Linked DNA regions of Homo sapiens: region 1 is linked to region 2. A link is an interaction called in ENCODE POLR2A ChIA-PET data of the cell type or tissue named here. Cell type or tissue: PC-9. All regions are shown on one strand. Links, peaks and the distances in the headings refer to the core of each region. The heading gives the core; the rest is flanking DNA.

Region 1 (6,415 bases), core at 585-5,584, 85 kb after region 2:
TCTTTCTTTCCTTCCACCTGTGGGTGATGGGACCACAGGAGGCCTTAGACTTCCTGGAGAGGGTTTGGAATTGGCCACAGCTGGGCTGGAATCTGATCCCACCACTTACCCGCTGGGTGATGGTGGCCTCAGATTTCTCACCTCCAAAGTGAAAGATACTAGGAGCTCATCCGGGGCATGCATCCAGTCAATTTTTTAAAAACTAGCTTTAGCTTAGGTTGATGGCTTTCTTGGCCTCCTCCTTCATCTCACCTAGGTGACCACATTGGCTTCCCCTCCCTGTCCTCCACACTGCAGCCACAGCACTTTTTATGAAATCAAAACTCACAACTTTATTGCTTTGCACATAAAAAAAAAAATCGAACCTCTAACTGTGTCTTGTGAACCCTGCCATCCTCTCCTGTGCTCGGGCCTAACCACCCACCTTCTGTGTCCTTCTTTTTTTTTTTTTTTGACACGGAGTTTTGCTCTTGTTGCCCAGGCTGGAGTACAGTGGCACGATCTTGGCTACCTGCAACCTTCGCCTCCCAGGTTCAAGCAATTCTCCTGCCTCAGCCTCCCGATTAGCTGGGATTATAGGCATGTGCCACCATGCCCGGCTAATTTTTGTATTTTTAGTAGAGATGGGGTTTTGCCATGTTGGCCAGGCTAGTCTTGAACTCCTGAACTCAAGTGGTCCGCCCGCCTTGGCATCCCAAAGTGCTGGGATTACAGGCATGAGCCACCACCCCCAGCCCATTTTCACTTCTTGATGCCATGCTTTTCCTACTGTCTGTCCACTCCTGCCCATAGTTTCATGAGGCAAGGGCCCATGGGTGTCTACTCACCTCTCTTACCCAGAACTTAGCCCAGAACTTCCCCCTGGCACGAGGGAAGCTCTCAAGAAAATGTCATTGAATGAATGAAACGTGAGGACGAACTAAAATATTGCATGCAGAGCCCTTAGCACTATGCTGGGCACCAAGTAAGCACCAATAAATGTTAGCAATTAATGATAGTATTATTCTAACTTTAGGAGTGATGTAAAACAAAAGTTATCCAAACCAGCAGTGCTTTTCTTATTGGGTTGTCCCAAATAGGCAAGATTTGGGGTAAGTTGATGTAGTCTGGAAAGAAATATGAAAGCACACACACACACACATGCGCGTGCACGCGTCTCCCGGTGTAGTGAATGCTCCCCTTTAATTTCTGCCAGCATCTCTCAGAACTAGAATGTGGTTGCAGGGAGGAGCCTGAATGTCCCAGGAAGGCTAGAGGGATCTGTCCATGCTTGGGGAGGCTCTGAGGGTCCTCACTGCCCACCCACACCACATGCAGACTGTCCACCTCTGCTCCATGCAGAGAAAAGGCTGCAGATGCAGGCAGAGTTAGCTCTAGAATTGGGGAGCACTAAGATACCTCTAACAAAAGCTCCTCCAGGCAGGGCACCGTGGCTCACGCCTGTAATCCCAGCACTTTGGGAGATTGAGGCAGGTGGATCACCTGAGGTCGGGAGTTCGAGACCAGCCTGGCCAACATGGTGAAACCCTGGCTCTACTAAAAATACAAAAATTAGCCAGGTGTGGTGGTGCACCTGTAATCCCAGCTACTCGGGAGGCTGAGGCAGGAGAATTGCTTGAACCCAGGAGGTGGAGGTTGCAGTGAGCCGAGATCATGCCATTGCACTCCAGCCTGGGCAACAGAGTGAGACTCTGTCTCACAAAAAAAAAAAAAAGAAAAGAAAAAAGCTCCCCCAGGTGTTCAAAATACCAGCTCAGCCTCCACACGTTTGGGCAGCTCCTCTTTTTCTCCAGTAACGCTTGCCTTTTTCTCATCTCAAATCATTTCCACACAAGACCAGTGTCCACAGGAGTTTTAGAGACTTTATTTATGTATAAACAATTTAAACACTTTGCCATAAATTATCTTTGCCTGTCCCTAGTCTTTGCTTAGCAGCAAATTAAAATTAATATAAAAACTCGATGAACAATTCATACATGTATATTACAAAAAAGTTCCTGTACCAAAGTTCTTATTAGACTTTATTTTTGTTTTTTTAATTTTTAAAATTTTTTTTGTTTTTATTTTTATTTTTTAAATTTTCTCTCCTCGTGGTGACTGTCATGTGATTGTCTCAGTTTCTGGACCAAACAAACACACTAATAATTTTAAATCTGAAACAGTGATTGTGCCTTTCGGCTCATGTATGTACAGGGTGATCAGAAGTGGTACCTGTTAGCAAAAGTGTCACGATGCTGCACCTCTACCGAAACTGATACCCACGAACTACGGAATCTAAACAGACTACACCCTGTAACTGCGTATTACTGTCCACAATGGAATCTCCAAAGACAAAAGAGTATGAAATTTATCTGTAGTGATTATAGCCACCATTTTGAATTAAATTTTACACTCTGCGCTCAAATAAATTAGCTCAGGCCAGACTTAGTTGGGACCTGAGAGTTAAGTGCTGGATGGTATTATTTCACTTTGATTTTTGATAGGAATTTCTTTTATTCCCTCATGTTTTTTTTTCTTTAAAAAGTATTTCCAGTGCTCACTCCTCCTCTTTTATCCCCCCTCCCCAGGCGCTACACACAAATCACCCCCAAAGTCGTGTTTTAAATGCACCTGTATTTGCTTAAACGAAAATGTCAGAAGTATTTGTCCTACAAGCAGTCTGAGTGGTTTGTCCCGCAGCTGGTCTGGTGACGCTGGCCCTCGCGGATGTCTGCGTGTCGCTCACATGTGAATGAGTGAGGTAATTGGATATGAGGCCTTCTTTCTTATCTTCGCTTCTTTGTTTATTGGTCCGTGTGTTTGTTTTGTTTTGTTTTTGTTTGTTTTCTTCTTTGCTTATTCGTTTTTGTTCTTTTGTTCCTTTTGGACACTTTGCGTCTCTTTTCTGCGTAGACCCAGAACAAGTGGGTCATATTTTAGGGGAACTTGGAACATTGTGTGTGTCTGTTCATTCATTCGTTTGTTTTGTTTTCCTCGGAATTTTCAGCCGGGCTTTAGTCTACTTCAGGATGAGGGACTTCTCGCTTGGACAGTAGCATTTGAACTCAAAAAATGTGAGCTTTCTTGCCACTTGGTCTCCTAAAGCAGCCCAGCCGCAGTGCCCCTGTTAGGTCTTCATCTCCTTAGGAGAGGAGATAACAGTTACTCCTGCTGAGCCATTCAGACAAGGAATGGCAGCAGATTATTTTGTTACCTCTTTCCCATCTCATTCTGTCTTAAAAACTGGATGTTGCTGCTACTGTCTGCAAGCTCTGGGTATTGCTCCACGGGAAGCACGTAATATCCCTCGTACCCTTGCACGCGCCCGGTGCTCAGAAGCTGCTGCTTCTCGCCCTCAGTCCACAGGCGGCTCCCCTCTCTCCCGTCCCTGGCTTTCTGCTGCTCCTTGGCCCAGGCCGTGCCCAGGGCCCTCTGTCTCGCCTGGTCCAGGACGCGGGCCTTCTCTTCGTCCAGGGTGTCGGGGGTGAGGCCATAGCGGATGCTGAGCAGCAGCGTGGAGTACTGGAACTCAATGTTCGTGAACCTTCGAGTCCTGCCGTTGACCAGCAGCGTGGGCTGGGACACGGTCACGTTCACCCCGCTCTCTAGCACCTTGCGGCCGATGGTGGTGCCTAGTGTGACCAGGTCGCCATCGGCTGAGCCAATCTTCACAAAGTAGTGGGTGTCCTTGCCCTCGATGCTGTAGTGCATCTTGTCCAGGTAGTAGGCGTTGTTCAGCACAGATGCCACCTTGCGGCTATCTTCGCTGGCGATGCTGGACACGCCCGTGGTCACCCGCCCTTCTTTGATGGCAAACATGATGCCTTTGCCAATGATGGGCGTGGTGGTGGCAAACCAGTGACCTGCTTTCTCTCGGATGCTGGCGTGGAGCTTTTTAGTAATGACCTGTCCTTCCAGAGCCATGAAGGCCTGGTTATGTCTCTCTGTTGTCTGTTGGACACCTGTAATGAGCTGTGGGGATAAGAAAACAGAGAAAGCTGAGAAGATGAGCTGGGCAGCTCTCTCAAAAAGAGTCACAAAGAGAAAGGCTTGGAACTCTCCTGCAAGAACTAGTGTTGGGTCTATCCAGATCTGAGCTGTTGGGAGTCCTACCTTTTGGAACTATGGTTGGCTGGTTGATTACCAGTGCTCTGAACTATGGATGGCTGGTTGATTACTAATGCTCTGATGGTGTGGTCTGTCCATCTTGCAATTGCCACTAACTAAAAAAATGGTAAAGGAGGTTCACCCTTTGCTGGCATGGGCACCTGGACCTACACACTTACCGGGTCATGCCACCACTCGGGAAGTGCCCTGTTCTGTACTCTGATGGTTGGCAACTGCCTTGCCCGCTTTAGACCCAGGAATGTCCTGATGCGAAGGGCAGGATGTTGATTTGAACAGCCTCGAACCCCACCACTGTAAGCTAGATTTCCTGGAGGCCAATGACTTGGATATTCATTAACTTCCTTGGGTTAAGACCTTGCCACTCAAAGTATAGCCAGCAGCAGAGGAATCACTGGGACCTGCCCTGTTCAAAAAGCAGAATCTCAGGCCTCACTCCAGAACTACTGAGTCAGAGGCTACGTGTGAACAAGATGCCTTGGGTGATCTGTGTGCATATGAACATTTGAGAAGCACCAGGCTGAGAGAGTCAGGCTTTGAGGGCCAGAGGGAATATCCCCTGGCTTTGAGGCAGTTGTTTTGGATCCTCGCCCTGGTTCTGCAGGGGATGAAATCACCATTATCTCCTTGGCCTTGAGTTCTCCACTCGCAAATTACAACTTGTCTCAATTGGTGGTTGGGGGACAGGCTGGGATAATGGGAGAGGCTGCGTTTGGGAGGTAACGGCACTTAGATAAATGAGAGAAATGATGGCTATTCATCCACTGAGTGGTCCCCAAGGGGCAGGACTGAGTGAACGCTGTTCTCAATTACCCAGCAGCTCCTCCTTGCCTCTCTATAGTTACACAATCTGGACAATTATTCAGAGCAGCTGAGACCTTTCAGACTTTGATAGTGCTGAGCGCCGGTTCTGTAGCAGGGGTTATCTGAACGCCTCCCATCTGATTGTAGCAGAGGTCTCAGCTGCACCCAGATGGAAACTGACCACCCCTCGGTCATCGCAGAAAGACCCAAGCACAAATTATGTTCTGAAAACTCAATCTGTATATGCTTGGCCATAAAGCGCCGAGGTTTTATGTGGGGCATAAAAATGTTCTTTAATGGGACAGAAACTGCAAACCACAGTTTTATGACATCCCATAAAAGCTGAAAGGGTTATGATCTTATAGGCAGTGCAGATGGTAGGTTGCTGCTAGATTTCTCTGTGCTGTTGTTAATCAAGGAGTGACTCAAAGGTATTCTACTGAACAGATAATGATACCACAATTAAGGCAATAATCGAAGTTGGGAAGAAATATGTGCTGTGCCAGACAGGCGACAGCACTGACATTCGCTTTCCTGGGAAGTCTCAATGTGTCCTGCACCTTTTATACCCAGCTCCAATGTTTTCCTGCGCTGACATGCCCCTGGCTCCCATGAGGTTCTGTTTGCAAAAGGGAATGATGACAATCATTTGGATTCTTGGCAGGAACCTCTGCTTACCTGTCCATTCTCACTTGCTTGACTCTCTGACAATTCATAGGGAGGAGGCACGAAATACATTTTGGCTCTCGGGAAGCCAGGAATGATGTTGCTAAGCTGAAATCCAAACATCACAAGCCAGCTTTTCACATCTATGGTGGAAAACAAAAATAAAGGTTTCTGAAATCATGATGGATGGAGAGCAGCAGCAGAGCTTAAAGAGAGAACAAAATAAAATGGGTGGTTGGGTGTAGGGCCCAAAGGGGAGGGAGGAAGAGCTTATGACTGTCTCCTGAGTCCAGACCCAGGGCTTCCATACATGGGTTTTAGGAAGCAGATATCAAACTTGGTCAGTTGATAACCACCATGTGGTGATTAAGAAGACCCTTGCTCAAGTAAGACAGATCTAGCTTCGAATCCCCTGGCTGTGTGACCTTGGGCAAGTCCCAGCCCCACTCTGAGCCTTAGGTTCCTCAGATATGAATTGGGATAATAATTGTGTCGGTCTCATTGGGTTGTTATGAGGATCAAAGGAGAAAATCCACATAAAAGGCTTTTCGCAGTGCCTGGCACATTAACTGCTCAATAAATATCAACTCCTTTATTTAGCAAGTGTTTAAGGGAGCATCTATCACAGGCCACGCAGTGTGTTTAGAGGCTGGATATACAGGATGGACTGGAGGGATAAGTGATGATTCTTACTGTTGTGCAGGCCTTTTGGACTGGGGCCACTGCACTGAGGCTGGCTCACTATGGAAAGGGGTTTCCAAGAGCTGGACACAGATGGAAAGCAGAGTCCTCTGGACCATGAGAGGCTTTCTCCAGCCTTCCTACTCTCTTTTTTTTTGAG
Region 2 (6,415 bases), core at 750-5,749:
ATTTTTTTTTTTTTTTTTGAGACAAGGTCTCACTGTTGCCCAGGCTCCAGTGCCGTGGCGTGATCTCGGCTCACTGCAACCTCCATCTCCCAGGTTCAAGTAATTCTCCTACCTCAGCCTCCCAAGTAGCTGAGATTACAGGCATGCACCACCACGCCCGGCTAATTTTTTGTGTTTTTAGTAGAGACAGGGTTTCACCATGTTGGCCAGGATGGTCTTGAACTCCTGACCTCAAATGATCCGCCCGCCTCGGCCTCCCAAAGTGCTGGGATTACAGGCGTGAGCCACCGCGCCCAGCCTCTAGCTGGGAATTGGTAACATCATTTTACTTCTATTGGCAAAAATTGGGAAGAGGGTGCACCAGTGACTGAAGTTTTGGAAACCCTCATTTAGCTCATTGTTTGCAATGTCTTAGATGCTCAATAAACATTTATTAAGCACATAGTTGAGCAGAAGAATGAATGAATGAATGAGTGAATGATCATGATAACAATAGGCTTTCTTCCACGTCCTTTTCCTCCTGTCCTGCCCTTGGCCAGATGCCCTTTATGTTGGGGTGGAGAAAAACAGAACAATGTTTAAGAGTAGGGAGCCAAGGGAGAGCCAGTCCAGAAGAGGCATGCTCAACTTCAGTCCAAGCACCCTCGTGACCCACGCCAAATAGCCTCCTGGACTGTGACCTGGGGACCAGCAGAGGAAGGGATGGAGAACAGTTGTTGGATTTCTGCCACCAAGCACCCATTTCTGCCTCTTTTGGTGACAGCATTGCAAATTTCCTGAGGAACCCACCTCTCTAAAGATTCTCCATCCACGTGCTTTGGTGAGCAGTTGATTTTAAATCATTCCTGCACAACCCACTATGGACTAGTAAAAGTCAACCTCAGGACTTCCATCTGAGCCATGAATAAGAGAGACCTCTTTTTGCATTTTTCTTCAATCCTAGAAGATCATCATGTGCAAACTGAGAACGAAGCCGATACAGCAGCAGGCAGAGTCAGGAGGAGAGAAACTAAGACCTGATGATACAACTGGAGCCCTGCATTGAACAGTGACCTCTGGACTTTCCCAGTATGTGAACCAATCCATTCCTCTAGTATTTAATGTCCAATTTAGCTGAGAGCTTTTCCATAAGATCTCAGAGGAATGACCTGGAGCTGGGAGGTGAAGCAGGTGTTTTTAGCAGCAAAGGTGAGCTGTCCGCATTTGGAGGGCCCAGAAAGATGGCACCCATGCAGATAACCATCCTTCTTGCTAGGTGAAAGGTGGAGTGTTATTTTGAGGAAACAAACGGTTACTTAAGAGGCCGCTGTTGGTCACAGAACTGGGGTTGGTGGAGCTGCTGCTCCAGACCAATTCTTCCAAAAACAGGAAGGGCTGTGAGCCTCCCGCCCAGTGGCCCACGGCAGCCAACCCCACTCCCAGCCCCACTCTACCTTCTATCTGCAAACAGAAGCAAAGGGAAGGAGAGCCAGTCAAATGACGGAGAAAGAAGGAAGCACTCCTGAGGACCTACTGTGTGCTGAACAGCAGACCACAATGTAGGTACCAGCTTGACGTGGCCACTTACCGACTGTGTGCCCTTGAGCAAGTCCTTGTTACAGATGCTCAGTAAATATGAGAAGGTGACAGAGCCAGCCTGCAGGGCTGTGCTGAAGGAGAGGGTGAGGCTGCTTGGCCAGGATGAGGCCCTGGAGAGTGGGATGGAAGGAAGAAATCTTTTACAGGGAAGAAAAGAAGGGATTTCCTGAGCCCAAAGCTGGAAAGCATTAAAAAACAAACAAAACCTTTCTATAGTTATAAGGTGGGGGGTGTCATATACAAAAGATTTCAGAAGGCTTGCTGAGAAACAGGCGTGTCAGAGGGGTGGGAAGAGAACTGGGTGGGGGTGTCAGAAACCCACGTGCCCAAGAGGCCTACACCTGCATGGCTGAATGACCTTACAGGTCTCTGGGACACAATCATGGGAATTCGGTAATGAAAGGACTTTTAGAAATCACTGTGTCTGGTCATCTCATTGTGGAGATGGGGAAATTGACGCACAGGGAACAGAAGGGACTCGGCCATGACCATTCAACAACTCGCTCTGTCACCTGCCAGCTCTTGAATCTCGGGCGTATTAACCTTGCTGTGCCTCAGTTTCCTCCTATGTAAAATGGGGATAACAATCATCCCCACCTCACAGAGCTGTGGGGAGGTTTATAGGATGACGTGTGTACAGCAGTAGGCATTATGTCTAGCATATTGAAAGCAGCTGACATGTGTTAGCTTTGGAATTTTCAGACCACTCAGGAACTTTTCCATCAGAAGGGAAACCCCTTTCTTCTCACACCCTCAAGCAAAGATCCCAGGCTGCAGTGTGGGGGCTGGATACCCCTGGCCCCACCCCAATCAAATTCCTTCTGGGCTACCTTCAGGATGGCTCTGCTAGGGCCCTTTCCTAGGCTGATAATTTCTTTCTTTGTATTTCTCCAGCAGACCCTGCCTGGACAACTACTCCTTGATCTTTTCCGGATGGCACCTTTGTATTTCCTCCTTGGAGAAGTCCTTGTTTGTGATGGCCGCACCCCCAGCTGGCAAATGTGTGTGGCTCTCCTCTGGCCCACCTGAGGTCAAGGTGGGATAAAGGGAGGCCTGTGCTCACAGCCAAGCTTCCACCCCACCCCGGAACTTCTTGAGAGGTATGCTTCAGGGAGAGGGACAATGATGTGTGGCCCTTCCCTCTGCCAGCAGCTCTTCCCATCCGGCTGTGGATTAAAGGAGCCTGGGTCACTGCCCAGGCAGAATAAAGCCTGCAAACATCCTGAGGATGTGCCCCTCCTTGGCAGGAAAACAGTAGAGAGGGTGAGGGTGAGGGCTTGGGTCTCCCTGAGCTTCACCCTACCTGAGCCTGTGCACACACCCGTGCACACACATCACAGTCACGTCCCCTGAGCTCAGGAACCAGCTCTGCCACTTGCCAGCTGTGTGGCCGGTGCACATCACTTCTCTTGGCCACCTTCAGGAAACGGTGCACATCACATCCCCCAACCTGTCAAATGGGGCTGCCAGTAACACCCATCTCGGGAATAAAGGAGCTCAGGTATGCCAGGTGTTTGCACAGTGCTTGCATACAACAGGTGCTCAATACTCTGTTATCATAGCAGAAATCTCTAATAGTCACACTGCCATCTCCTGAGCATGACTCCTCTGACCCTTCCAACAGGGCAGATCCCAGCTTGATAAGCCCACAGCCCATCTGCTTCTCCTTCCCAGCTCTTCACAATGACTTACATTCTTTCTCTGGAGATAGTGACCTCTGCAAGGGCAGCGATCAGGACTGTTTAGAGCACTGCAGTATACCCAGGGGACAGAATCATTCTTGATACATAATCATAAATATATAGGGATTTTTTTTTTGGACTGACCTTGCTCGACAATGACTCTGTAAAAGAAAAGAGGCCTCCAATTTCACTCGGGCTAATAAATGAAATAGATCATCACATAGATTGCTCTTCACCTTCTTCAGGGCCATCCCTTACACCAAGAGGGAGGGTACAAGAGGGAACCCAAGCGCTGTGCCCAGTTGAGGCCACGAGCTGACAGAATGACAGAAACAGGGTTTCAGTTCTGCTTTAGCAGGGGACCCACAAACACTTCTTAACAGGGTGAGCATGGACTTCACACGACCTTTTCTTCAATATCAGCATCTCAACGAAAGGTCCAAAGAAATCCTAGAGAAGCAGTCAGGATTAGGGCACAGAATTTCAAATTCCCTCTCCAGGCAAGGCCAGGGTGATCAACTGAAGGTGGATCGGAAGTAGGGAAGAGACCCTTGCGAGCCTGGTGAGCTGAATAAGCAGTATCCCTGGAACTGCCTCCTTCTTGAGGTCTGCCCTGGAGGGCACATGACTGACAGCGGTTAACTCGAGAACTCAGGGCATCCCAGGCCCCAGGACACAGCACCCATCTACAGTCAGGGCAACTGAACTGGAGAGATGCTGGCTTTAGCCTCTGAGGAGGACCCTTGTCACTCAGTCGGCTGGGGACATTGCCAACGTCTGGGGGTGACATCCAAGGACCCTATTAGGAAAGTGGAGAGCAGCCCAGAGTGTGAGCCCAGTGTCACAGACTCAGAATGATCCAGGAACCATCCAGGGAAACAATGCCTGCAGAAAACAGCAGCTGCAGGTGTATTTCCTCCCCTGCTCAGCTCTTCCTGCCCTGCATGAGCAAGACCCTAAGACCCTCAAGAGACCCTCAGAAAATCTGTCCAGTGCCCCAACATCAGAATGAAGGCATCTGGGAAACAGGTCGAAACACAGTGCCTGACACCAACCAAACGGCTCCTCCTCTAATTGTTTTACATGGAACCAAACATCCATTGTCACATTAAAAAATAAGACATGTCTGTCAATCATTTCTAAGCCACCACCAACTTACAGAACAATCTCACTCACAGCATACCAAGCATGGGCCCTGGGAGGTCCCGGCTTTTACTTTTTAACTAATTCTAACTAGTCATACAGGTTTCTCAACAATGGCTCACCTGAATTCCTCTGCTCCTAGTCAAACAGGAGGTATTCAAATGAGTCTTGTATTCTGCATGCATTTATTTTCTCAACAAGCATTTCAGGCACGCCTACTAAGGGCATCGGTGTGTCAGGCACTGTGTTTCTACCTGTTCCCCAGATGCCTTCATTCTGATGTTGGGGCACTGGACAGATTTTCTGAGGGTCTCTTGAGGGTCTTAGGGTCTTGCTCATGCAGGGCAGGAGGAGCTGAGCAGGGGAGGAAATACATCTGCAGCTGCTGTTTTCTGCGGGCATTGTTTCCCTGTATGGTTCCTGGATCATTCTGAGTCTGTGACACTGGGCTCGCACTCTGGGCTGCTCCCTGCTTTCCTAAGTATCTTGTATCTCCTTACAGTGTTTATACTTGCAAAACACAGATTTTCAGCCTAACTTCAGACCTGCTGAGATCAGTCCTCAGCAAACCCTTCTCCTTCCTTTCGACATCAGACATAGGTACCCGATTAATCTCGGTGGGCTTCAGGTGGAGGGAGAGCCAGGGCTGGGCATCCCAATCAAACACTCTTGGGGGTCCCTCCTGGGCCATCTGATTCTGTTATGAAATGGGGCCAGTTGTTTCTCCCTGCCCTGGTGGTGTTGGACAGAGCCTCTCTCACCACACAGGGTCCCCGCAGGCTCGCACTGGGGAAGACTGAGACTCCAATAATTTAATTATCTTATCAAGGGTCACACAGATTGTACAAGTAGAAGCTGGGATTCTAACCCAGCCACTCTGACTCCACAGCTTGCTCTCTTAATCAGGGGAAAGTCAATGACTGGATATGTATCTTGATTCCTGCACTTAGATGATCACTTAGAGAAATAAGAGTCATCAAAATATAAAAACTATGAGCTGAGTTAAAAAATTAACCCATGAATTGAGTACTTATAATAAAATCAATGCCTATACAAATATTGCTCCCCACTTAACATTAGTGTCTAGTCCATGCCATCAGTATTTACTGTCAACATCTTTATGGGTCTGCTGGATGTCTTAGCATCTGACAAAGCAATGCAAGTACAATCCAAGTCAACTGCAAGGGAAATCACTAATATTCTAAAAGAGGCAGGATTTCATGAAGTTTGTGAATGTCATGTTGAATAACTACTCAATCACACCCAAGGAATGGCTGAGTTACTCAGGTAACAACTGAAAAGGAGAAAATCCATTAAGATAAAGAAGAAGAGACAACAGGCCCTTTAAAAGGGAAGGATTTCAGGCCTGGCATGGTAGCTCACCCCTGTAATCCCAGCACTTTGGGAGGTGAGGATCACTTGAGGTCGAGAGTTCGAAACCAGCCTGGCCAATATGGCAAAACCCTGTCTCTATTAAAAATACAAAAATTAGCCAGGCATGGTGGTGCATGCCTGTAATCCCAGCTACTTGGGAGGTTGAGGCAGGAGAACAGCTTGAACCCAGGAGGTGGAGACTGCAGTGAGCCAAGATTGCACCACTGCCCTCCAGCCTGGGCAACAGAGTGAACCTCTAAAAATAAAATAATAAAAGAGAAGGATTTCAGTGATACCAAGGGGTTAAACAAGGCCACAGGAAAACAGATAAAACCTTCAATATTTTGTAAAAATGACCTTCCTTATGAGCCTGGTGGGAAAGTCAAACGAGAAGAGAAAAATGTCCTTTTCTGCTATTCTCATTGTCTCCAAATAATTACACAAAAAATAAATCAACACTTTGTTCAAACTAAGAACTGGGGCATGGTTGCAGTATGTTGTTAAATACAGTATAAATATACTTTAAAATTTTTAGTTTCATTTCTCAAAATGAAGGCCTGATCAAATCTTTTCCCCCCAATATTTACTATAAATGTTTGACTTCTATTTTAAGTAATTTCTCTTCTAAATAAAACCTC

Evidence for each region. Peaks named below come from ENCODE experiments on the same cell type or tissue, not always from the same donor. Only the 100,000 strongest peaks of a DNase experiment are listed, where the experiment ranks them.
Region 1: POLR2A ChIA-PET joins it to region 2 with 5 read pairs; 2 of 35 experiments call an interaction of 5 or more read pairs at or near these places.

Annotation. Positions count from the first base shown.
Region 1 is chr5:168,259,585-168,265,999 of GRCh38, reverse strand. It overlaps TENM2 (teneurin transmembrane protein 2), which reads right to left. Exons shown (of 31, transcript NM_001395460.1): 30 at 5,587-5,717; 31 at 1,843-3,951. The coding sequence ends at 3,190. Among named protein-coding and RNA genes, the nearest start is that of WWC1, 29 kb to the left of the region's middle. In PC-9, for the core only: no CTCF peak of the experiment used is centred there; no DNase peak of the experiment used is centred there.
Region 2 is chr5:168,344,748-168,351,162 of GRCh38, reverse strand. All of the region lies in intron 1 of WWC1 (WW and C2 domain containing 1), which reads right to left. It overlaps LOC124901129 (a long non-coding RNA gene), which reads left to right. Exons shown (of 3, transcript XR_007059039.1): 2 at 764-820; 3 at 944-1,019. Among named protein-coding and RNA genes, the nearest start is that of WWC1, 56 kb to the right of the region's middle. RefSeq lists a silencer at 3,491-3,540. In PC-9, for the core only: a CTCF peak has its summit at 3,013; DNase peaks (open chromatin) are centred at 3,052 and 4,522; H3K4me3 peaks cover 765 bases; H3K27ac peaks cover 4,077 bases.